Regions from separate parts of the Homo sapiens genome. Here all the other regions are linked to region 2. A link is a loop called in an ENCODE intact Hi-C map of the cell type or tissue named here. Cell type or tissue: heart right ventricle. All regions are shown on one strand.

Region 1 (8,000 bases), 120 kb after region 2:
AGTGTGATTATTCAGTTCTGTTACTATTTTTCTCTATTCAAGCACATAAGGCTCTTTTTGTGTTACCATAAAGTAATAGCTGAGACTGGGTAATTTATAAAGAAAAGAGGTTCAGTTGAATCACCATTTTGCAGGCCATACAGGAAGCAAAGTGCCAACATGTCCTTCCAGTGAGGGCCTCAGGAATCTTACAATCATTGTGGAAGGCAAAGGGGGAGCCAGTGCATCACATGACAAGGGCAGTAGCAGAAGAGAGAAGGGGGAGGTCCTAGACTCCTGTAAACAACCAGATCTCGCAAAAACTCATTTATCACCAAGGCTATGGTGGTAAACCATTCGTGAGGGATCTGCCCGATCACCCCTCACCAGGCCCCACCTCCAACTTTGGGAATCACATTTAAAGATGAGATTTGTGGGTGACAGACATCCAAACCATATCATCAAGTTACTGTGAAGTTTTTTCAGATAGCATATTAGGAAGCCATTTAGCCTTCTGGAAGCAAACATATCGTTTATTCATTGGGTCTTTCGCTTTTCTTTCTCAAGTATCTGAGCAATTTTAGTATTACTACTTTACCACCAAAGCACAACCATACACACTGAAATCATATGGTATATTAACTTAAGAGCTGGCCACCAAAATTATGAAAAATATTTATATATAAGATTGTCATCCAAATGAATACACACAATTTTATAATTTCTTAAGTGAACACAAGGACTCAAAGAGTATATCATGGACTTTCTGTTTGGAAAACATTGCTTTGGGCCAGAGGTCAGCAAACTATGATCCAGAGGTCCTCACCTGTCCCCTGTTTCATAAATAGTTTTATTGGAATACAACCACATACATTCATTTACGTATTTTCTGTGGCTGTTTCCACACTCAAGTTGCTGATATGAATACTTGAGATAGAAACTCTGTATGATATGACCCCTAAAACCTAGAACATTTACTATCTGGCCCTTAACCAAAAGTTTTTCAATTCCTACTTATAGACCAAGGAAAGCTTTGGGATATTTTCTAAAATAACAATAACACCGGCCTGGCAAAGTGGCTCACGTCTGTAATCCCAGCACTTTGGGAGGCCAAGGCGGGCAGATCACCTGAAGTCGGGAGTTTGAGACCAGCCTGACCAACATGGAGAAACCCCATCTCTACTAAAAATACAAAATTAGCCAGGTGTGGTGACACATGTCTGTAATCCCAACTACTCGGGAGGCTGAGGCAGGAGAATCGCTTGAACCCGGGAGGCGGAGGTTGCAGTGAGCTGAGATTGTGCCATTGCACTCCAGCCTCGGCAACAAAAGTGAAACTTAACAACATGAGTTCAACTCTGAAAAGACCACAGTTATAAAAATTATTATGATATTAATTAAGTTCTGAGGTACTAAGCATCTGATCTAAGGCAATGGCAGTAAAAATGGAAAAAAAAAAAAAAAGGAATGGGTATAGGAGACATTGCCAAATACAATACAAAGAGGAATAGAGGAACAAGAGGTCACCTCCCACCATATCAAATTCTGAATATTTAGTCAAGTTTTTCTTCCAGGGATCAGAATTTGTTAAACCTTGCATCCTGGTTAAAAATCAAGAGCTAGACATAACATGCAATTCTTACCTATGTTCTTATCATCTTAGTGACTAACTTTGTATATTATCTCATAATATGTAACTGCTCTTTGCTTTTGTTCTGTCTCCCAACCTACTAAAATAATAGAAGAATTTTGTGCATAAAGAACCTGATCTAAATATCTTTCTACCCCCAGCACCTGGTCCAGTGTCCAAAAGATAGTAGAGACTCACAAAATTTGAGAATAGTATTGATGATACTATTTACCTGAAACTAATGGCATAGATATCATCCAAACAGAAGTCACTGGACTTGATTGCATCATTCGTAACTTCTGCATACAATTATAAATATGAAAAAAATTAACAATGCAGGCAATGTACTATCTGACTTATGTAATGTGCCTTCTGTGATAACAACTTTTTTAAAGATATACTTAATTGCTAAAAAAAAAAAAAAGCTATTGAAATATCAATTTCATGAAAAATTTGTCAAGGTAATTTGGATGCTGTATATACAAAGCCCTATCTATTTTTTTCTGAATGATAACTTTCCAAATCTCTTAAAAAGAGTAAGAAAAAATGTGCTTAAAAATACCAAAGTAATGGAGAAAGGCTAATTAAAATGAAATTTTAAACCTTGATGTTTGTATTACTACCTAGCCAAAAGAACTATTTTAGAGAACATAAGCGTAATTTTCCCATGTTTGACATTTTCAACAGCTGGTGGTCAGCCTCTCATTCCAGATACATCTGGAATGAGGTTACTAATGTCCTCTTACACCTTCTCCATTTTCATTCGGGATACCCCTTAACCCTGAGGAAACTGGACTTTTGACTAAGCTTTATATAACCCTTCTCTTAGTCTGAGGAAATTACAAAGACTCAATTCAAAGGATTTAAGGTGGCTCGTGCCTGTAATCCCAGCACTTTGGGAGGCCAAGGCGGGAGGGTCACTTGAGTCCAGGAGTTCGAGACCAGCCTGGACAACGGGGTGAAACCAAGTCTCTAGCGAAAGATGGGTGTGGGGCGGTCACCTGTAATTCCAGTTACTTGGGAGGGCTGAGGCATGAAAATCACTTGAACGCGGACCAGGGAGGCAGAAGAAAAATAAGGATTTATTGAGAATTGCTATGTGTTAAGGACATGAAGGCAAATAAGATATGGTCCCTGTTCTCAAGGAATTTACAGTTTAACAAGAGAAAGATCTCAGAAAAATGAAAGTCTCTCTGTCAATAACAGCCTCTCCTTGGTATTTATTGATAAGTGTATATGAAAACGCAAGCAATAAAAAAGTGTGTGTGTATATATATATACATATTTGACTTCAACACTGAGAAAAAAGCAAAGCAAAATGCTACCCAATTGGAATTCTAACAAAAAAATTGATTCTCTATTTTTATAATAATTCTAACATTTATTAAGCAATTACTAAACACCAACTATTCTGTTATAAGGTGTATCCAGAGGGTTCACATATATTATCTCATTTAATCCTCACAACTCTCGGAAGAAAATAGGGTCATTGCTTTTTTTTTTTTTTTTTTTTTTTTTTTGAGACAGAGTCTCACTCTGTCACTCAGGCTGGAGTGCAGTGGTGTGATCATTGCAACTCCTCCTCCCAAGTTCAAGCAATTTCACGCATCAGCCTCCGGAGTAGCTGGGATTACAGGCATGCGCCACCACACCCGGCTAATGTTTGTATTTTCAGTAGAGACGGGGTTTCACCATTGCTGGCCAGGCTGGTCTCAAACTCCTGACCTCAAGTGATCTGCCCACCTCAGCTTCGCACAGTGCTGGGATTACATGTGTGAGCCACCGCACCCAGCCAGTAATTCCATTTTTAGAGAAAGTGAAACAAAATTGAAGAAGACAAATAGCTAGTCTCAATTTACCCAGGTGGTGAATGGCAAAGACAAGAACCAACTGGAACTTTCTGGTCCCAAAGTCATATTTAACTGCCACCTTCGTGTCTCACTGCGTAATTGGGGGCCAGTAAAACCGATTTTAGGAAAGAACTAGCATGCCGAGACTTTTCTTCCAAGTCTGTGTACCACTATAAACTCCTTCCCAGCTGTGTGTGCCCTGCTTCTCTCTTCCAGACACATTTGTACCAGGAAATGAGCCTTCCTGGAAACAGAACATACACACTCAGGCAGATATTTGACCATTTCCCCAGTCCCCTGCTGTTGAAAAACTGCTATCACATTCTCTTTTGGATGGAGACTTCTAACTTTCTCCCTTTTTCATACTTAATTCTAAAATGAATCAGTGTCCCCACTAGAATTAGCAGTGTCATATTAAATTAGAACAAAAAAATTGGATGTGAGAATCTAAGCGTAGCTTCTATACTACAATTTACAGCAGCCAAAAGCCTGCCAGAAGCCAAATACATTTCTGGATGTGTTATCTTCATCCTGAGCCCTTCCAGAGCCTCACTCCTGGTCACTGCAGGTCAAACCCCCAGCCACTCTAACACACGCCTGTGTACCTTGTTAAGTGGTTATTCCTCATTTGTTCCTTAAACTGCAGAGACTGAGTTTCCCCAGCCTCTCCCTTTACTTTATGAAGAGACTCCAGAGTAAACCATTGTTTCCATTGCTCTTTACAATCCTTGACCTCTGGACACAATCAGAAAATCCTGACTAAAGGGCCCCACTTGCGAAGAATGAGTAAACAATTTTATGCCTTTCCTCTATTTGGCTTTCCTCCAAGAGGAAAGGTTGACCCCAGAACAATTTCCTGTTCCTAGATTATGTGAAGATCTTTAATTATACAACTTTAGACACATGTTGGTATATTTTCATCACACTCTGTTCAATGGGGAGAGAACTATTAATATTCTTACAAGCAAAAGTGCATTTGTGTATATACATAAGAAAAGCACAAGAGATTTCTCTATCAGAATAGAGGTTATCAGGCCGGGCACAGGGGCTCATGCCTGTAATCCCAGCTCTTTGAGAGGCCAAGGCAGGTGGATCACCCAAGGTCAGGAGTTCAAGACCAGCCTGGCCAACAGGCAAAACCCCCGTCTCTACTAAAAATGTAAAAATTAGCCCGGTGTGGTGGCGCATGCTTATAGTCCCAGCTACTTGGGAGGCTGAGGCAGGAGAATTGCTTGAATCCAGGAGGCAGAGGTTGCAATGAGCTGAGATTGTGCCACTGCACTCCAGCCTGAGCGACAGAATGAGACCCTGTCTCAAAAAAAAAAAAAAAAAAAAAAACTTGAGGTTCTCGATTTTTCATTTATTTGAAGATAGCATGGAATTCTATTAAATAAAAAAATGATTTGTAGAAGAAAGATCTCTTCCAATTGAAAAGTGATTTTTGAGTACATAATTTATATTCAGTTCTGTGCTAAGTATCATGTGGGGTGGTCTATTACGTGGACCAGTGGACTAGGTATTATGTGGATCTGTAAACAGATGTGCAAAAGGAATCAAAATCTCAAACCTCAAGGGTTTTGGCTGAAATTCAAGCACGGCATGCTGAGCCATCTCCAAAGAAGAACCCAAGTAAATTTCTGTGAATGTTTTTCTTATCAGCTCTTCTAAAAAGATGTAACTCTAAAACCTAAGGAAACATTCATGATGTCAGGGAGTTTCCCTGAGAAGCAGAGATTTACCTCACAGAGTTCTGCTGATGGCAAGCCTTGCTGATATCTTGACTTCTGCTGTTGGAAATGCATTGCAAGTGATGCTTAGCTTCCAGAACCCTTCTAAGCAGACATTGTTCAGCAATTCTTTCTTTGCAACTACTTTTTCATTGTGACTTTTCATGTCACCACATCAATCATTCTGGATCAAAAGATTCTATTTTTTATCCAGAATACCCATTTCAAAGGTGACTTTTCTCTGGGCATGGCATTTACTTATTTGAATATGCCCCATAAAGGAGTCTTCCTGTCCACCAGACCCGGCGACTATAATCATCATAAATTCTTTGTAAGTTGTGTACACCATTAAAAAAAAATTACGTGTTCAGTGACATCATATATATTAGCACCTTTATTCTGCTGATTATACTTTCAAAAGATTCTCAGATGTGAGTTCTATAAAGGAAATCTGGGTACTATTTATTTATTCATTCAATAGTGTGAACAGTTTTTATTTTATTCTAAAGCTTTTTTTCATAAACACCTCATTTGGAAAATAATCGTTTTTCATTTCAGCATTTTTGTATAAAAAGTCCAAAACTCCAAAATTTTATTCCAATTTAAAATCACAGCCTTAAATAATCTACATAGCTGATTATGCTAAAAGATGAACAGAAAAACATATCTAAGATACCTAATGCAGTAATAAGTAAAATTTTTTTCAATTCAAAATCTAAACAGCGTATCTCCTGGACCTTATTCTAGTGTGTGGTTTGCTTTACCATGGCTTCTTACTTTATCGAAAGAGAGTTCTTTGCTGTTTCAGAGTTTTTTATTTTCTTTCATTTCAGATGCTGGATTATGAACAAGCACCTAACATTCAGCTTAGTATCGGAGTTAAAAACCAAGCTGATTTTCACTACTCCGTTGCTTCTCAATTCCAAATGCACCCAACCCCTGTGAGAATTCAAGTTGTTGATGTGAGAGAAGGACCTGCATTTCATCCAAGTACTATGGCTTTTAGTGTGCGGGAAGGAATAAAAGGAAGTTCCTTATTGAATTATGTGCTTGGCACATATACAGCCATAGATTTGGACACAGGAAACCCTGCAACAGATGTCAGGTACTGCAACTATTTTCTTCATGTTCTATGGTTCTATCCAGTGTTAATTCATGTAGCATGCGCTAATATATGTTGGTTGTAATACTTTTGGAGGGCTTTTTTGCTTTTATTATTCCTTTGATTTAAAAGACTATTAGAGCATTTGAAATCTTAGAATTTTAAGTGTTTTAGAGGCTTCAATAATGTAAGGGCTCCAACTAGTTATAAAAGTAATTGTGTCCAGTGAGTAATTGTAAGATCAAAGAGCCTCCTAAATTACTCCATAAGTCTTTTTGATCTTTTGTGGCCAGTTTGTTCTACCCTGGACCGGGGCTGATTAAGCCATATTGTGGGCAATAAGTCACCATAAAAGTTGAGTCACTGCTTGTTTTCTTAAACCTGTGTTACTATGACTTAGAGACTAATTTCAATCCTCTGCTTAATCTAAGAGAAAAACCACAATCATAGAAGCGAAAAACAGTGTTTTAGAAAATTGATAGGCATAGGGAGAGTCAGAAGAGGAGAAATAAAAAGATAGTATTGGGGCACTAGGTACCTAGATTATATGTGAATTAGAACAGTGTAAAATATTCTGGAAATAACCACAGTGAAGTACACAGATCTTCTCTATATCCTGCCCTTCTCTATCTCCTTTTCTTCTTCCAATATTCTTAGAGTAAACGAAGTCTACTGACTTATAAGTTACCTTGATGTTCACAGTTTTAGTTATTAAATCAGTTAACAAATTGACAGACGCAAAAAAACCTGTGAAGTCTGCCAGGATGGGTGGAGGTAAAAGCAGTTCAGATAAAGGAACTGAAGACTTGAAATTGTGCCTGGTAGAGACCAGATCTTCTTCCAGTGAGGTCAAGCACTTTAAATCTATCATCTGTAACAAGATCCAGATAGTCACACTGAACAGAGGATATCACAAGCCCCCAACAGGCTATCAGTGAGGTGCTCTGAAATCAACATAGCTGAAAAGCCACAAAAAAAATCCTAAGTATACCACATACAAAAATAAATAAGCAATATGTGTTTCTGAAAATGAATAAAGGATGTTTTACATTGCTATGATTTAATAAATAGAGCTGAAATAAACTCATACATTTTATTAACAATTATCCTAGGAGCCAGAAGAGTAAAAATGATGAAATTTTAAAACTTGCAGACCTGTATATTAATGTATATATCATTGAATTTTTATTGATATATATGTACTTTTTATAAACCAAGGCAATCATCACTATAAAACATAAAAACACAATATTAAAGTTTGCCACATTGTAGCTGTTACATGATTTAAAAGTACTAACTTTCATAAAAGCATGATAACGAACTTTTTTATTTAAAAACAGATATATCATAGGGCATGATGCAGGCAGCTGGTTAAAAATTGATTCAAGAACTGGTGAGATACAATTTTCTAGAGAATTTGATAAGAAGTCAAAATATATTATCAATGGGATATACACAGCAGAGATCCTGGCTATAGATGGTAAGAAAATTTATTTTCAGTATTTTAAGAAAACTAGTACTATTATATTAAATATTATGTTATTCTAATGCTGATATTTGAGTGACTCAGACATTTTTAATGGTGTATGCAAGACTTATGGAAAGCCCTAAACACCTTAAATCAAGAATTGAAGTCAATTAAAATCATAATTTACACTGAAGCCATAGTTTATTTCATCTACTTCCAAAACTGAGTTGTATATGGCTTACAG
Region 2 (8,000 bases):
CAAACTAAGGAGTAGATAATAATAGCTAACATTCTTTAAGTGTTTACTATGTATATTTTACATGTATTATCTCATTTAATACTTACAACAAATATACTAGTAGGTTCTACTATTGTCCCCTATTATAGATGAGGAAACTGAGGCACAGAGATGTAAAGAAACTTATCCAAGGTAGCAATGATGTTGAAATATGATTCAAATCTGGGAAGTCTGATTTCAGAGTACACTTTAAACCATTACGCCACCTTATGACTACAACAAAAGGTACACTAGAATATGTGCTTTAAAATACGGCTAAAAACAAAGTTATTGAGAAGATATTAAGTGGGAGAGCTGAGTTCAGACTGTGAGAGTTGGGAACTTTATGGAAATGGCCAGGTATTTAAAATTAGGTAGTACTTTCAAAGAAAAAATGAAGAGAAATGGAATTCACATAGTGGTAATAACACAGATTCTAAGCTCCTTGGGGGAAGGAAGTGTGCTTTTTGTTACTGTAAACTGATCGACTAGAAAAAGGTCTGTGAGTGAGCTGATGTTGAATGAACATAGAGATTTGGGGCGTGTCAAGCATCATAGGCATCCTGTGGCCATATGCTACAGTTTAATGTCACTGAAAGAACATGCATGAACATGTGAGTGGGTGAAGATTGATGTTCAGAGCATATTTGGGAAAGCAGTACTTGTGGGTCAACATAATCAAAGAATAGGAGCTTAGCATAAGGTGTAAAATGTCTCATTCTGTACAATTTACTTTATACTGTCAAGTTGGAATCCCTGATTGAAATGATTTCTTCCAAAATTCTATGAGTGGTTTTTCCAAAGAAGCATTAAATTTATTTGCATATAAACTAGGCCAAATTTTAAACTGTTCTCAATAATGTTATTTTCATATAATAGCTTTTATATCTTAAGTACCTTAAAGAAATTATTGACCCCAAATATTACTTCAGTGTTAAAGAGGAAAAATGAATATAAAATATGCTTCAAATAACAAATATTGAGCAGATATAAATAAGATGAATAAATAAACCAACAATGGCCAAGTAAAGATATTTTAAAATTAGGAACCTAATAGTAGTTGAAAAATATTTATCTTTGCCTATAATTTTTAAAATGTAAAATGTAGATTATAACAACCTTGAGATAATATGTTACACCTGTAAGAGTGACAGAAATATTTTCAATGATAATGCTGGCTATGTTGTGATCAAATTGGCCAAACAAAACATTGTTAGTAACTTTATAAATTATAGAATCCTTTTGGAAACAATATGTTTCAACAATCATGAAAAAATTCATATCATAGTTATATCGTTTTTGGAAAGTTGCTCATTTATTTACTTAACAGATTTTTATTGAGCACCTATGCTGGTGGCCTAGAACATAAATATCGGCGATATGTATCACCTTCCTTCAAAAAGCTAATATACTAATTGAAGGCTTGAAACAAATCATAAAATACTTTTAGTTGAGTAATAGCTTTAATAAGGTATAATATGCATGGGAAAAAAAGAAAACCAAGAATAAATTATCCTTAGGAAACCGTTTTATTTAAACAGCAAAAGGCGGATTCATGAAGATGTCTGCAATAACAAAACATAATAAAGGGATACAAAACTCCCCAAACCTAAAATATATTGACTTGATAAGATAGTTTAAAGCATTCAGATAAGACAGGGTAGAATATGACAATACTTTTATAATTGCAGAACCATAGTAAATAAAAAGATAATAAAATGGCATTTAATGTTATGTTTTTTGTCCAGTAAATGGTAAACTTTATTTATTTGATGGTTCTTGGAAAGTTGAAGAAAAATCTCTTTGAATTATAAAATTATAGAGATTATACCTGAATAAAATTGAAAACTCTGCTATGTTAAGTTGTGGAATGTTAAGGCAAATTAGTATTACATTTGCACCATATATTCCAAGAAATTCAAAATTGCTCTAAATTATAAACACAGTATTTCTTTCAAATAAGTGGGTATTGTTTGGTGGCTATCTCAATATTTTTCATGCAAGAAAAATGAAGCCGAGATTATTTAAATGACGTGTCACTTGTTTGATACAACAGGAGAGGCTCTTTAACTCAACTTAACAATGATTTCCAATGGGTTCAGCAGCATCTAATCAGAAACTTTCAAAGCAACCTTTTCTTTATCTGCCAGACTTTGAATATGGAACACAGTGTGTTTTTTTTCACCAGGTATTATATTATAGCACTATAAAGTCATTCTGGATGTCTAACTATGACACTTCTTTGTACAAAGTTCACAGATATAAAATTTTGAAAAAATTTTGAGCCAGTAAAATTTCTTCCAGAAGGCAAAATTCCATGAGGTTTTGTTTTTAATATCTGCATACACACAGTTTTCATCATCAAAGCAAGTTAATAGTATTGCAAGAAAAATAACTCTCAGGATTATACTATAATCACATAGACTTTTCAGCATTGACCCCTGCTGTTATTAGGTGGAATACTACTTTAAGTATGGCTGCAAACACTTGTACCTAATTGCACTTGTGAAGTAAATAACAATGCTTGGATTGTGCCCTTTCCTGCTCCAAAGCTGTTTGCAGTTGTACCAACAAGTTGATAGGTACGATTTGACCTCTGGCTCACAAGTTTGAAAACAAATGGCCCGTGCACATTTCAGACAATTATTTCTTTAGAACAATTTATGTTGGTCCCAGCTTTTACGTAAGTATTCTATAAAAGAAAGGTGTTACGTAGTATAATGTTTCTACAGAAATCTTTAACTCTTTAAAAGTTGGAAAGAAAAGTTATGTCTTCAAATAAGTTATTTTTAATTTTTCAAAGAAAATGCTTCGTGATTATTTATTTGACTTTGCACAGTCTAAATTGAAAACTGAAACAAGTCTTTTTACTTAGAAAAAAAGAATTATCAATTCTTTGAATAGATCTAATAATACTGAATAGACCTAATGTTTTAGAACTATATCTATCTGTGCTTTCACAGAGCCAAGTTTGTGAGATAGACACAACACTAATTAATATTTCTCTTATTCTTTTAAAATGGGAAAAGTAATAAAGATATTAGCCAATTATGTTTCTTATTGCTCTCCTTATGTTCTCAGACATTTAGCTGTCCCTAATTTAGCCTTCTCTCCTGCCTGCTTGCTTACAAACTCCCAAGTTCATATTTTAAGCAATTTCAATCAGGACAGATTAATAAATCCCAGCCTATTCATGGGAATTAACTAATTCAGAATGAATCTTTCCTAATTGTTTTGTGTTCACATGGGTGTTTGCTTTGGCCCCTCTCCAAGCCTCCAGCCAAGGGAGAACATTGTCTCACCACACCCAACTAAAAACAGAGTCAAGGAATGATTCCTTTGGTGAAAGCGTCACTGAATAAGCAGTTTTAGCTTGGTGCGTGTGTGTGTGTTTTTTAAAAGGAGATCTGTTTGTAGATTGTCAACAAAGCAGTTTCCACATAGAAGAATACCAATTCCTATTGTTGCTTTTTTTCCTAGCAATAACATTCTGAAATTTGCAATCTTTAGCACCAAGTTTTTAAAATCCTAAATGACATGTTGTTTTTTCCTGTATGAAAGTTTTCTTAAAAAGCAAATTGTAATTATTTTCTCAATCGTTTTCTTTTTGTTTTTCACCTCTACCCTTCCAAAATAACATAATTTCTGATAGTGTCATCTTTTAAATTTTAAAAGCGCATTCCTGAGTTAGCTCTTTCTTTTCAGAAGGCAAACATTGGTGCTCCAGTATAAAAACTAAAAGGTGCTGACACTATTATGGCACAGAACTTTTTACATAGTTTCTTGCCCTTCTGCATATGAAAGTCCAGAATTAGTTATTACATGGTTGGATCTGGGGACTGTGTCTGAGCCCACCAGAGAAGCCTGGTCCAAGCTTCCCATATCAGGGATCTCTTAATTTTTGAAGAATAATGCAGATTGGGTGCTTATAAAAAAAAAAAAAAAAAGAGAAATATGCCCATGAGCTGAATTGATATTCTAGAGAAAAATGGAGAGGCTTTCATAGAGAAATGAGGAAGTGCTAGTGAGGTTTTAGAGCCTCTGGTTCCTCTCCAAATCTACATCCAGGAAGTATCACCACCACTTTCCAAGGTGATGAATCAGACAATCCACTCCTCTCAGGAGCGGTTTCTGCAGTGGTGGCTGGCAAAGCACTTAGCTTGAGGGTTCATAAACACTTTTTGAAAATGGTAGTGATGACAGGCTCGGTGGTCTTTTGCCATAAGGCTTATGGGAGAAGGATTTTAGTCGTAGGGTTTTAAATAAATGCCACTGATAAGAGCTCAATGAGATAAAAAATATGTGTAGATGTAAGAACACAAACAGAAATTTGAAAACATCTTTGTCTTCCACAAGGTCATAAGAATCATAAGAATTTACTTTTGACCCAGAAAGTGAATGACTGACTTCCTTTCATGGTATGTTAATGCTGACCTAAGATAAAATATATAAACATCAAATAAGTATGTCATGTGTATGCTTTCAGAGTGTGGAGGAGGTGTCTGATCCTGCAACATAAATGTTCTGGTGGTATTTACCAAGTAACCTCTCATTTGGAAAAATAAAAACTTATCTGTCTCTTATTTTCTAAAAATTCTCCCCATTTTATAATGTTCTCCAGTTAAGAAAACTAGGTCTCTTTAACTCCTTTAGGGGACACCAAAAGCCAAATCAAACTAGGTAAGTTTCTGCTTTATTTTTCACAGCACAAATTTAAATATTGCCAAGTCTCATAAACCACGCCCTGTTTGTGAATGAATCTCAGGGAACATTTCAAAAACAACAGAGCAGACCTTTTGATTTTCCTTATCCACATTCTTTATTCTTCTCTTATTTCATATCCCTTTTTTGTACTTTCTTGATTAAAAAGAGAAACATAAACATTCTGTTCTAACACCTCCAATCCAATCTATATAAATGATGCTACCTGACTGCACTTCGCAATACTTAGTAAACTGTGCTCCCACGTTGCTCTGTATTTGTTTTTTATGTTTTTATATTTATTTTTTATATTGCTGTATTTATTTTTTATATTGCTTTTCACTATTCGGGAAACAATCCACAAGCATTTACTAAGCACATTCCACCTATTTAGTCTCTAGTATTAATTTCCTCCTTCTTGGAAAACTTAAGTTACACTGTGAAGGGCTCTGTGAAAGATGAGAAGGTTCTAACCCCTTTCTCCTGGAAGCTAACGTGTGCATGCGTGCACGTGTGTATAAAAGAGCAGGGTGAGTACATGAGGGATATATGTATAAACAATCAACTGCACTTCAAGTCAGAATGAGGAAAGTGATCACAGTATTTTAGATGTGTCTCTTCTGATTGTAAGACACATACCCACAAGGTCTGTGAAGCAGGCAGCTTGAGAGGAAGAAGATGGGCAGAGAATGAGGAGGAGGAGGCATTCTCTCCTGAGGCAGGGGAGTGATGGGCAAGTGCCCTGCGTGAGGGAGCTGAGCTGCCTGCGTAGGTGATTTAGTGCATGCCTATTTGCCTTAATCTCTAGGACATCGAATGTGTCCATGAGATGGCCTCTGATATGGCTTGGATGTTTGCCCTTGCCGAATCTCATGTTCAGTTGTAATCCTCAATGTTGAAGGTGGGGCCTGGTGGGAGGTAACTGGATCACGGGGCTGGTTTCTCATGGTTTAACACCATCCCCTTTTGGTGCTGCCATCGAGATAGTGAGTTCTCATGAGATCTAATTGTTTAAAAGCGTGTGGCACCTCCTCCCTCTCTCTCTTGCTTGTACTCCTTCCATGTGATGGGTGTGCTCCCCCTTTGCCTTCTGTCATGGTTGTAAGTTTCCTGAGGCCTCCCCAGAAGCTGAGCAGATGCCAGCATTATGCTTGCTGTACAGCCTGTGGAACCATGAGCCAATTAAACCTCTTTATTTTCATATATAAATTACCCAGTCTCAGGTATTTCTTTATAGCGATGCAAGAAGGAGCTAATACAACCTTGATGACCACACAGGATGCTCAAGTTAATACATTGTAATATACACATCGTCCTGAATGAGTGGGTTTTCTTTCATCTCTGTCAGAATGTAGCGTCTCATTCAAACACTATTTTCTTTGTAGTCAAAAGTGTCCCATTGAGTTTAGACCTTAGGGAGATAATGTTTTGAACCTGGTTTGAGCCTTAAATTTCATGTGCTTTTAGGTCTTCAGTTTTTTAAACAAAAAACCTTAAAGCTAAAAATACTCAACAATAAATTCAGAAAACGTAAGATGATTTCCTAGGATTCTTTTTTGGGAGGCTGAGGGGGACGTGAAAGAGAGTTCCTTGAACTTCCTTTGTGGACTTACAACATCACTTTCTCCTGATTCTCTGATCACTTTTTTTCTTAAAGGATTAAAAGTCATTTGTTATTTCACCAATGTGTTCATTTACTCAGCATTTATGATAGCATATTGCAGTCCAAGCATTGTGAGAACTCAAGGAGCTCAAAGAGTATTTTTGGTTTGTCATTTTTTCCTTTTATTTTGGTTTTTAGGCTGAAACTAAAAAAATAAAATGAGATAAATGCTCTGCCAGGAGAAGCCCAGAGCACCCAGGGAGCCTGGAGGAAGAATCTTTTCTTCCTATCCAGAGAAGTCAGGAAGAACTCCAGAGCTTAGTCCAAGCTGAGCCTTTGAAGATTAAGAAGTGGCCAAGCACAGGGCACAGAATGTGAAAGTATATAAAGGCAAGAGGGAATATGAAAAGTGGTGGGAAACTGAGGAGGATAGAAAGGGCCAACCAAAAAACAGCAAAAAAATGCAGTGGGAGTGGCTGCTGATGCCACTCAACTGGGGGAAAGATGGCAAGTTAGAGGAAAGCAGGCTGAGTTTGTGCTGCCTGGGGCCACCCCTGTTTACTCTTGTTTTACTCCCTGGACTCCCTATTTGAATACTGTCAGAGATGACTGCAATTCCACAGAAGGCATTCAAGGCCCTGCTATCCTATCTCCAGTGACAACTTTCCAGCCTGACCTTCACACTACTGATCTCCCTGCTCTCAAGCACACCCTGCAAGCTCAAACTCTGAGCCTTTGCTTATCTAGGCTCGGCTGAGCTTTATGCTACTTGGTGAAGTCTGACTCATTCTGCAGGGTCCATTTAAATGTACCTTCTGTGTAAAGCACTCTGGGACTCCTTATAAGCCCTAAATCAAAATGAATAACTGTCTCCTGTATGCTGCCATGATACTGTACTTTAATCTTCTTCCATTAAATGAGCACTTATAACATTGGACTCAGAATAGCTAGTAAGTAGCTGTAGATACTATGTGCTATGTATAAGTTATTTCTTTAACTATGCTAGCTCATTTAATATTCATAACTGATCTATGAGGATCATACTATTACCTTATTTTACAAATATGCAAACTGGGGCAGAGAAAATTGAAGTAACCTACCCAAGACCACACAGCTAACAAATAAGAAAGCCAGGATTCAACCCAGCCAGCCTGCCTTTAGGGTCCATACTCCTATGGTGAACTCTCCTATAATGAACTCCGGAAAACTAAGACTGGGTTTCACTCACCCTTGTATGCCCACTAGCTCTAGGGCTGGAAACACTCCATGACCATCTGTTACATTATTATTTATGTTAAGACTTTTAAAACTCGGATGATAACTTTTAATAACTTCCTGTGATAATATCTTCTGGTCTCACTGCTGTATGATCAGGAAGCTGTTTATAATATTTATCTTTAATCTTCCTTACTATTGTCAAAATACATCCTCTCTGGTTCAATAATCACTGGACCACCAAAAAACTCTTGTCTTCAATTCAAAATTCAATTCTGTCTTCAATTTTAGAAAAAGCCTTCTGTCTCTACTGGATCCTCCCCATCAATGTACAAATGTACTTCTGTTTTTTCTCATCTTAAAAATTTTGTTAAAAAATACCAAAATCTGTTACTCCCACTTTTCTTCCCTGCTACATCTCCATTTTTCTTACCCTTTAGAGCAAAACTCTCAGCAAGATTTG
Region 3 (8,000 bases), 220 kb after region 2:
GCAATTGTTAGCTTGCTATTGGGCTTTGCTGGAAATGGAGCACCTCTGCTTCAACCATGATATCTTTATGAGGCTTGAAATTCCTATTATGACTTGGGTCATGAGTTCCCCCAAAGCTCACCGGATAGGGCACACCCAAGAAAGTAGCATCATCAAATGGAAATGGTACATACAAGACCAGGCTAAGCCAAAACCAAAGGGGGTATCACTTTTACATGAGGATATATACAAAACTTGCCAGCTCAGGAAACCACCAAGCAAGTCCTACAGATAGGGAAGGAAACCTCCCCCGCCCAATGGGGCAAATCCTTTAAAGAACTAAGCCCAGAGGATCAGAAACATGCTTGGTTTACTGATGGATCTACCAAATACATTGATGGGACCCGATGCTAGAAGGCCATGGCTCATAACCCTGTTAAAAAGCATAAGCATTTCTGATGAAGGAAGGGGTGGGAGCAGCCAGCTGGCTGAACTAGTAGTGGTCCTCTGAGCTATTCAGGAGGAGGCCAGAGGGATTTGCCACTTGAATACCAACTCTTGGTCAGTAGCAAATGTTCTTACCACCTGGATGCCCCAATGGCAACAAAACAAATGGTTAATTGGGAATGAAGAGGTTTGGGGTAAACAATACTGGGAAGATATCTGAATCCTGGCACACACTACCATTATCACTGTTTTCCATGTTGATGCTCATGCGTCTGTTTGCTCTTGACAGACTATTTCATCAGCAGGCAGATCAACAGGCCAAAATTTCCACCATAACTGCAAACTTGAATGTGGATGAATGGATTACAACATGTTCAAGACTTGCAATGAGAGGCTTTATAATGTATGGTGGTATAATTGATAGTGCTTACCGGGGAGAGTTAAAGGTCATTTTATACAATACCACTCCAGATTCTTTTGCTATAAAACCTCAGATGCAGGTTGCTCAATTGTTAGTGGAACCTTGTCAGCAATTAACCCCTGAGGAAATCTGCCCCAACAGAGGCTACATGCAGAACTGGGGGATTCAGATCCTGGAGCCAAAATCCTGGAGCCAAAATATGGGTACAGCGTCCATCAGGTCCCACCCTTAAGACTGGTGACCTTGTAGCTATAGGAGCAGAAAATGAAGCACACTACAATTTCCTAAAGATGAAAAACAATATCATGTTCCCCTCTGTTTTTGTTATCACATGGAATAACCTATCTACTAATGGTCAGCACCTGTGTCTTTGTGTCTGACGCCAAGATTAAATTCATCAACTGGGTAGCCACCGCTGCAGAGGAAGCCAACCACAGTCAATGTTGGCTATGTGGGAATGAGCTACCTTGGAGAATCCTCCCTGCTAACATTTCTGAATGACTATGTCGCTACCAATGGGACCACAACAACAACACTTGCAATCCAACCTGGACTTTCTTTGACCAAACCAAGCCTTGGTACTCTGGGGTTTCTCCTGCCAGACAATTGTCAACACATGCTCCAAATCAACAACATTACCCCCAATGAAACACAATCTCTTTCCTACTTTTATAACACATTAGTACACTATGATTACAGTAACTCCATTGCTGTCCCCTGCGGGGCCCTCTGGGTATGCGGATCCTATGGGTAGCGATACCTGCCCCCATATTGGATGGGGATATGCACTTGGGGGTGGCCATTAATTCCATTCACCATCCGGGATAATATTCCCCTCCCCAGTAATCTAGATGCTTACAAACATCCCTGGTTAGAATGCATCCGACTCCGTAGGGGTGGTATCCTATCACAGCATTCTCCCCTGCAGCTGATACAATCCTGCTTCAGCAACAAATTAAAACATTAAGCTCACTTCTAAGAAAAGCTCTTAATGATAGTAGCACTGGATGTATGTTGTTATCAGATGAATTTGCTCAGCTATGTACTGTTGTGTTGCAAATGGAAAGGCATTAGATATGCTTACTGCAGCCCAAGGAGGGGTTTGCACCTTACTGCACTGGATGTTATGTGTATATCCCTGACAATTCTCACAATATTACTCTCCTTGCAAAGCCATGATGGGTGTGTTATTAATTTTGCTTTTAATTCTCCTGTGCTTACCCTGTATCTGTAATCTCTATCAACTATGCCTTCCCCATGTATCTGTAGGGGTATTTTCCTGCGATTGAGTATCAGATTGAAGCCGAATGTGGAGGAAAACTTAAATATTAAATTTGAACTCAATTGAACATGGACACAAACAATGGCCACCAAGTCCCAGAACAGGTGGTGTGAGCCCCTTGAGGAATTCATCGAGCGCTGTTTCAAATAAATCTCTATTTAAATTCCTATTTGTTAGTTATTGAAACACAACAGACAATCGCAAACACAAGTTGACCTTTTTGTGTTCCTTGAGTCCAGTCGGGAAGGGCCCTTGTGACTGGGTCTCATGCCAAACAACTTGTTACGATAAGAGCTAGGGTCCCAGACCATGAGGAAACTTCATGAGAATCCTCTGTAGTCTGGTGAGTGTAGTGTCCGACTCTGGAGCCCAGGCTGTTGCTTCCCGGTGTGGTGGTGAATCCTCCACAGTCTGGTGAGTGTACCTATAAATATATCTTTTCCTTCTCCCCTTCCCATTGCAATTTGCTTATTATATCATTTGCTTATTATATCCGCGTTGCCATTTAATTGGGATAAAGGTTGTTTACCCTTAAAAGTATGGTGTGTGTGTCTTTTCTTCTCCCCTTGCGCCTTTCTCGCACAGAACAATAGGCTCGTCCATTACTTTCAGTCGTTACATTTCTTGGAAGTTTCGTAATCCGGTGCTGATTCTAGTGTTTGGATGCCCATACTAAGTTTCTGCTTTTCAAGATGTCAATTTAACATCTCACCTCGCAATCACGTTGTTCTAATTTTAACAATTATTTATTGAACCCTTAAGTTCTAGACACTGCAGAATGCTTTACCTAAGATTTTCCAATTTCGTTCTCAAAACTTCCCCGTGCGTTGGTCGCTATTAACTCCATTTGACAGATCTGGAAACTGGGGCCCAGAGAGGCTAGTCCAGGCCACTCAGCTAGTCACTCTTGGAGCGGGGCCTCTGATCTAGCTAGTGGTGTAATAGAAATTGTAAATCATTTCAAAGAATATATATATTTCCCGTAACACCCTAGAGTTTTCTCCTAGCCCAAGAATTGTCCTTTTTGACCTCTGGTGATTGTTTCTCCTTGAGCCAGATAAGCTGCAAACCTGTTGGAAGCAGTGAAGGGCCATAGGGAAGAGCAGCCTTTGGGGAGACAGCCACCTGAAATTCTGCTCCACAACCTCCGCTCCAGGAGAGCGGGCCGAACGCACCGCGGTCGCAGCTTTCCTGAGGACACGGGTCCCCATGTCACTAGCGACACCTGCGCTCCGGGCCCAAAGCACAATCACAAAGTGCGGGACCTTTGGGCGGTGCTGGGCGGCCTGGCCCCGCAGCCACTGGGCCGGTTGGTCCCGCAGGACTCTGCTCCGTGGAGCTTTTGTCCTTGGGCCGGGGCCCTGCGACCCGCGCTACCCAGGTCGAGCCCCGCCAGGAGGCTCCCTCCTCCCGCCATTCTCCAGAGAGTAGGGGGTCGGGAAGGAGAGAACGGCGGGGCGGGGCCTGCCACCCACAGTCCCCAACCCAAGGACGTCACGGTCCCAGGTGCGAGTGCGAGCGGGCGGGAGTCCACCCCGCGCCTCCCTCCTCTGCTGAACTCCCCACCTCTGTAAAAGCGGCCCGGGCCGGCCCCCGGCTCCATTTTCTCGCGGCGGCCACACCTGGAGCCGCGCCTTTGGGTTGGGCTGGGCTGGGCCGCGCAACCGCCACGGGAAGACAGCCCTCGGGGCGGGGAGGGAGAGGGTGGCCGGGCCGGGGGGAGGCCGGGGCCAGGGAGGAGCCGAGTGCGCGCTCGGGGCAGGCGGCGGCGCGGAGCGGTGCGGCGGCGGGAGGCGGAGGCGAGGGTGCGATGGCGCGGAGCCCGGGACGCGCGTACGCCCTGCTGCTTCTCCTGGTAAGTGCCGCAAGCGGGACAGGGGAGCCACCGCCGGGGAGGGCGTCGGTAGGCGAGGTCTAGACCTCGCGACCAGACTTGCCCGCCGCCCTTGTGCGCGTTACCTGCCCGGCGCTCCTTCCTGCTGCCCGAGGGGGGAAAAGGGCCGGGCAGGCTGCGGCGAGATCCGACCTGGGGCTTCGGAAAATCCTCTTGGCTGGAGCCAGGAGAGTAAGTTGCGACCTATCGAAGTTGTGTTTTCCTTCCCGCGTCACCCAGGCCCCAGCGCCCTTTTCTGTGGTGTGTGGGTGTAGTGAGCCCTGGGGCGGGGAACACCATTGCTGGGGGTCGGAGGCTTTGTTGAGAGTCTCTGGGACGAGAAACGTGGAGGCAATAGGGAACAACCTCGCGCTTCTTCCACGTTCCTTAAATTTCCCTAGGATTCCCCAGCTCCTCTAGCCGCCGACACAAGCCAGTGAACTGGGGAAACCAGGAACATACTTGTATTCTTAGAGTGCAAAAAGTTGGCTAAAAATTTTTTAAAAAGGTGTAATTTACAAAGCTTAATTTTAAGTGGATCACCCACATATAGTTTTAACTTAAAGTTTATGAAGTTGGTGTTTCAAAAGTTTTCCAATATTAAAGATAATAAACATATGTAATAGTTTGAAGCCTTATTCATTTAAAAGGTTACAGAAAATGGAAGTGTAGCGCCCCCTCCCCCACGCCCCACCCCTCACTCCCGGAAACGACGTTCAGTCCCTGGATTTAGAGTTCTTTTGCTCAAATTGGATTTTAAACTGTTGGTTTTCTGTTTGTTTAAGGGGTTGCACGTATGTATCTCGCTTATAGGGGTTTACTAAAGGGGTTTTAATAAAGTGACAGTTATGCTGCAAATATAGGTGTGAGTTCACCTTCCAGAGAGTTCACAAATATGTGTTTACAGAGATTAGATGCAAAATCATACTCAGTTTTCTTACGTAATAATTAAAAATGCAAATACATTCACTATATTCAAAGTTCTAACTTCCAAAACATGAGCCCTTCTATCCTCGAGTTTTGGTGGGATGTGGAAGAAAATCGTGTGTGTGTGTGTGTGTGTGTGTGTGTGTCTCAAAACGGAAAAAGGCGTGACTGAATCCAGTCTAGAGATTTCCATGAACTCTCAGGTGGAAGAGCATGATAATTAGGGCGTCCAGGCCTAGCACACAGTTCATTTTCATGCTCTATTTATCCATTTCATTTTCCCCGTGTCCTTGAGGTAACTTTCAATGAAAATTCATTTTGTTGACAAAACTTTTCTAAGACGTGATCTGGGACGTCGTTTTTAGCCTCTGGGCTGGCAAAACAACTAATCCTGTCACCTTGATGTTTCCTTGTTTAAGGAGAATCCCAAGCTAATGTAACACCTAGCTTACTTTGAGAGTTACATATTCTTTCCATATATGAAAATAAATGACCTTTAATCTTCAAATAATGTAGCAATCAGGCCAATTTGTACACTCACAGAGTAGCAGGTAAGCAAATTAGGCATATCTTTCATTTTAGCAATTTGATACTTTTACCTTATTGGGCAGTAATAAACATCTCCTTTAGAAAGCGACTATAGCCAATGGAACAGGAGCAAAATTCTTGGACTGTTCTATGTATTTTCTATAAAACTTTCTGCAGTATAAATTTGAATATGTTTATTTTTGTCCAGAGAGTAGTGGGCAATGCAGCATTTTACCCCCAGTGTGTTTGCAGTTGCAGTTTTTTGGTAAAAAAAAAAAAAAAAAAAAAAATGGAAAGCAACTCATCTGACAGAAGTAGTTGCCAAGGAAACAGGTCCTTTATTGGAAGGAATATAAATTGTAGTCTGTTAGATCAGAGTTCAGTTGCAAATAACGGAATTTACTCTAGCTATTTAAAGCAAGAATAGGTTTATTTCGGGGCACTAAACTGACTACCTAAGTGTAGGAAGGATTGAGAAGACTGCCATTTGAGCTGTCAGTAATGACTTCAAAGCCACACAGCAGAGCCACACCGCTTAGGGAGCTGCTGCCTCTCCTGTGACCAGGAACTGCACTGCCACTCCCACAGTCTGAAAAACTGCTGTGATCAGGGTGCTACTTTTGCTACCAGCTGCAGACCCATGCATGCCACATCTGCTAGGATGCATAACAACATGGATGCTTGTACCTTGCCTCTTGGTGTTCACAAATCTAGTAGCTGGACACTAGAGCCATAATAAGATGACTACAAAGAACCCAGCTCCATACGTCCATATCTGCTTGCCAGGAGGCACAGAGCTCTGTTTCACTTCCTTCTTTCAAATCTCATGTAAATACTAATTGAACCCAAACCCCATTCAGAACGAAGCCTGCAGTGGAGTCTGTGACACATGGTCTTTCGCTTTCCTCAGCAGTGCAGGGAGACACACCAGAAGGTAGCTGTGTCACCCACATAGCTATCAAACATTTAGGCCAGCTGTATCAAAATGGGAAAAAGAAATAATTTTCTGAATAAAATCAGAGAATATTTCCTCTTCAAGGGTTCTTTGCAATCCATCAACTCCCAAATGGTTCACAGATAGAATTCAAAGAGTTCCTAGAGATGGCAAGGAATTAATTACATATATATTTTAACTAACTTCGGACTGAAATTTAGTATTTCTTTAAATTATGAGTGTGGGGAAGACACTGCACAGTAGTGTGAGCAGTAGCTGTGACTATCACAATAGAATTCATAAATACCTTTACATCTTATGGTGATCTCAAAATACCATTTATTCTGAACATCACTAATAGACTTTCTACTAGATCTTTTACTTAATATGTTAATAAAATACATGATACTGCTGCATCACAAATTGGTATTTTAAAAATGCTGATAACTATTTCAATATAATTGGGTTCATTGATAATCCCCTGTATTTTATTTTATACATTTGAAATCATTAATCTGAGAAGGGGTTCATAGGCCTCGCCAGATTGCCAAGGAGGGCTCGTGGGTGAGAGATTTCCTGATGGTTGCTTCAATTTTGGGTTCGACTAATGAAGCTTGTGCTTTAAAATCAAACTACATTTTAAGGATTCAATGATAGCAGATCACACTGTGAGCAGATATATTTAGTAGGGTATTAGTTTGCTAGGACTGCTGTAACGAAGTGCTAAAAACTGAGTGGCTTAAAACAACAAAAATGTATGATCTCACAGTTCCAGAGGCTAGAAATCCAAAATCAAGATATGGGCAGGGCCATGCTCCCTCTGAAACCAGTTTCCCTCCTTTCCTCTTCCAAGTGCATACTGGTTTGTTGGCAATCTTTGTCATTCCTTCTCTTGTAGGTGCATTCATTACTCCAATCCTCCATCTGCGCATGGCATTCTCTCTTTTGTCTCTTTATATCATCTTCCCTCTGTGCATGTCTGTGTCCTTGTCCAAATTTCCCCATTTTATAAGAACATCGGTTGTACTGGATTATGCCCCAAAATAATGACCTCAGCTTGGTTAAATCTGCAGAGACCCTATTTCCAAATAAGCTCACATTCTGAGGTACTGGTGGTTAGCACTTCAATATATTATCTTTTAGGGGTCATAATTTGATCCATAACAAGTGGATTCAAGTATCTATAAATTATCAATAATATCAGAGTTATGCTTAGTGTTCTAATATACAACTGAATAATATATATTAAAGAATACATTAAAGTATAAATTAGATGGTGAATATTGAAGCCATAAGAATAATCAATTATCATATCCAAGGATTTTAGAAACATGGATTTCTTACTGGTTTTTGTTTCTAAAAGTTAGTAGGTAATGGGAAAATGGCAGCTCTTAACAGAAATTTTCTTTAATTATAACTTAAGGCAAGTACTTTACAAAGAGATATGAGCATTCATTGGCCTACGTACTCTCTGATTATTAGAAATCCCCGATAAGCTAAATTAAAGTTTCCAAGGCTAATATTCTGTGGTGTGTGAGTGTAGTGAGCCCTGGGGCGGGCTCACTACAATATAAATATGTATTTATAGAAACTTCCCAATTGATCTAAT

The links. A loop is a pair of places that touch in the nucleus more often than their neighbours do. Peaks named below come from ENCODE experiments on the same cell type or tissue, not always from the same donor. Only the 100,000 strongest peaks of a DNase experiment are listed, where the experiment ranks them.
Region 1: a loop joins it to region 2, with 2.0 times the contacts of the local background. A loop is called at or near these places in 12 of 110 quality-filtered maps.
Region 3: it touches region 2 in a loop (4-fold over the local background); 24 of 110 quality-filtered maps call a loop at or near these places.

Annotation. Positions count from the first base shown.
Region 1 is chr18:31,393,253-31,401,252 of GRCh38, forward strand. DSG4 (desmoglein 4) reads left to right here. Exons shown (of 16, transcript NM_177986.5): 9 at 6,020-6,291; 10 at 7,629-7,768. All of the region lies in intron 1 of DSG1-AS1 (DSG1 antisense RNA 1), which reads right to left. Among named protein-coding and RNA genes, the nearest start is that of DSG4, 20 kb to the left of the region's middle. RefSeq lists a silencer at 5,020-5,220. In heart right ventricle, CTCF peaks have their summits at 3,798 and 4,001; no DNase peak of the experiment used is centred here; H3K27ac peaks cover 1,615 bases.
Region 2 is chr18:31,271,819-31,279,818 of GRCh38, forward strand. LOC124904346 (a long non-coding RNA gene) reads right to left here. Exons shown (of 2, transcript XR_007066446.1): 2 at 6,481-8,000. Among named protein-coding and RNA genes, the nearest start is that of DSG1, 42 kb to the right of the region's middle. In heart right ventricle, no CTCF peak of the experiment used is centred here; a DNase peak (open chromatin) is centred at 3,303; H3K27ac peaks cover 1,469 bases.
Region 3 is chr18:31,494,313-31,502,312 of GRCh38, forward strand. DSG2 (desmoglein 2) reads left to right here and starts at 3,865. Exons shown (of 15, transcript NM_001943.5): 1 at 3,865-3,984. The coding sequence starts at 3,940. RefSeq lists enhancers at 3,255-3,394, 6,110-6,219 and a silencer at 3,595-4,064. In heart right ventricle, no CTCF peak of the experiment used is centred here; DNase peaks (open chromatin) are centred at 3,471, 3,789 and 4,211; H3K4me3 peaks cover 2,105 bases; H3K27ac peaks cover 1,478 bases; H3K27me3 peaks cover 1,057 bases.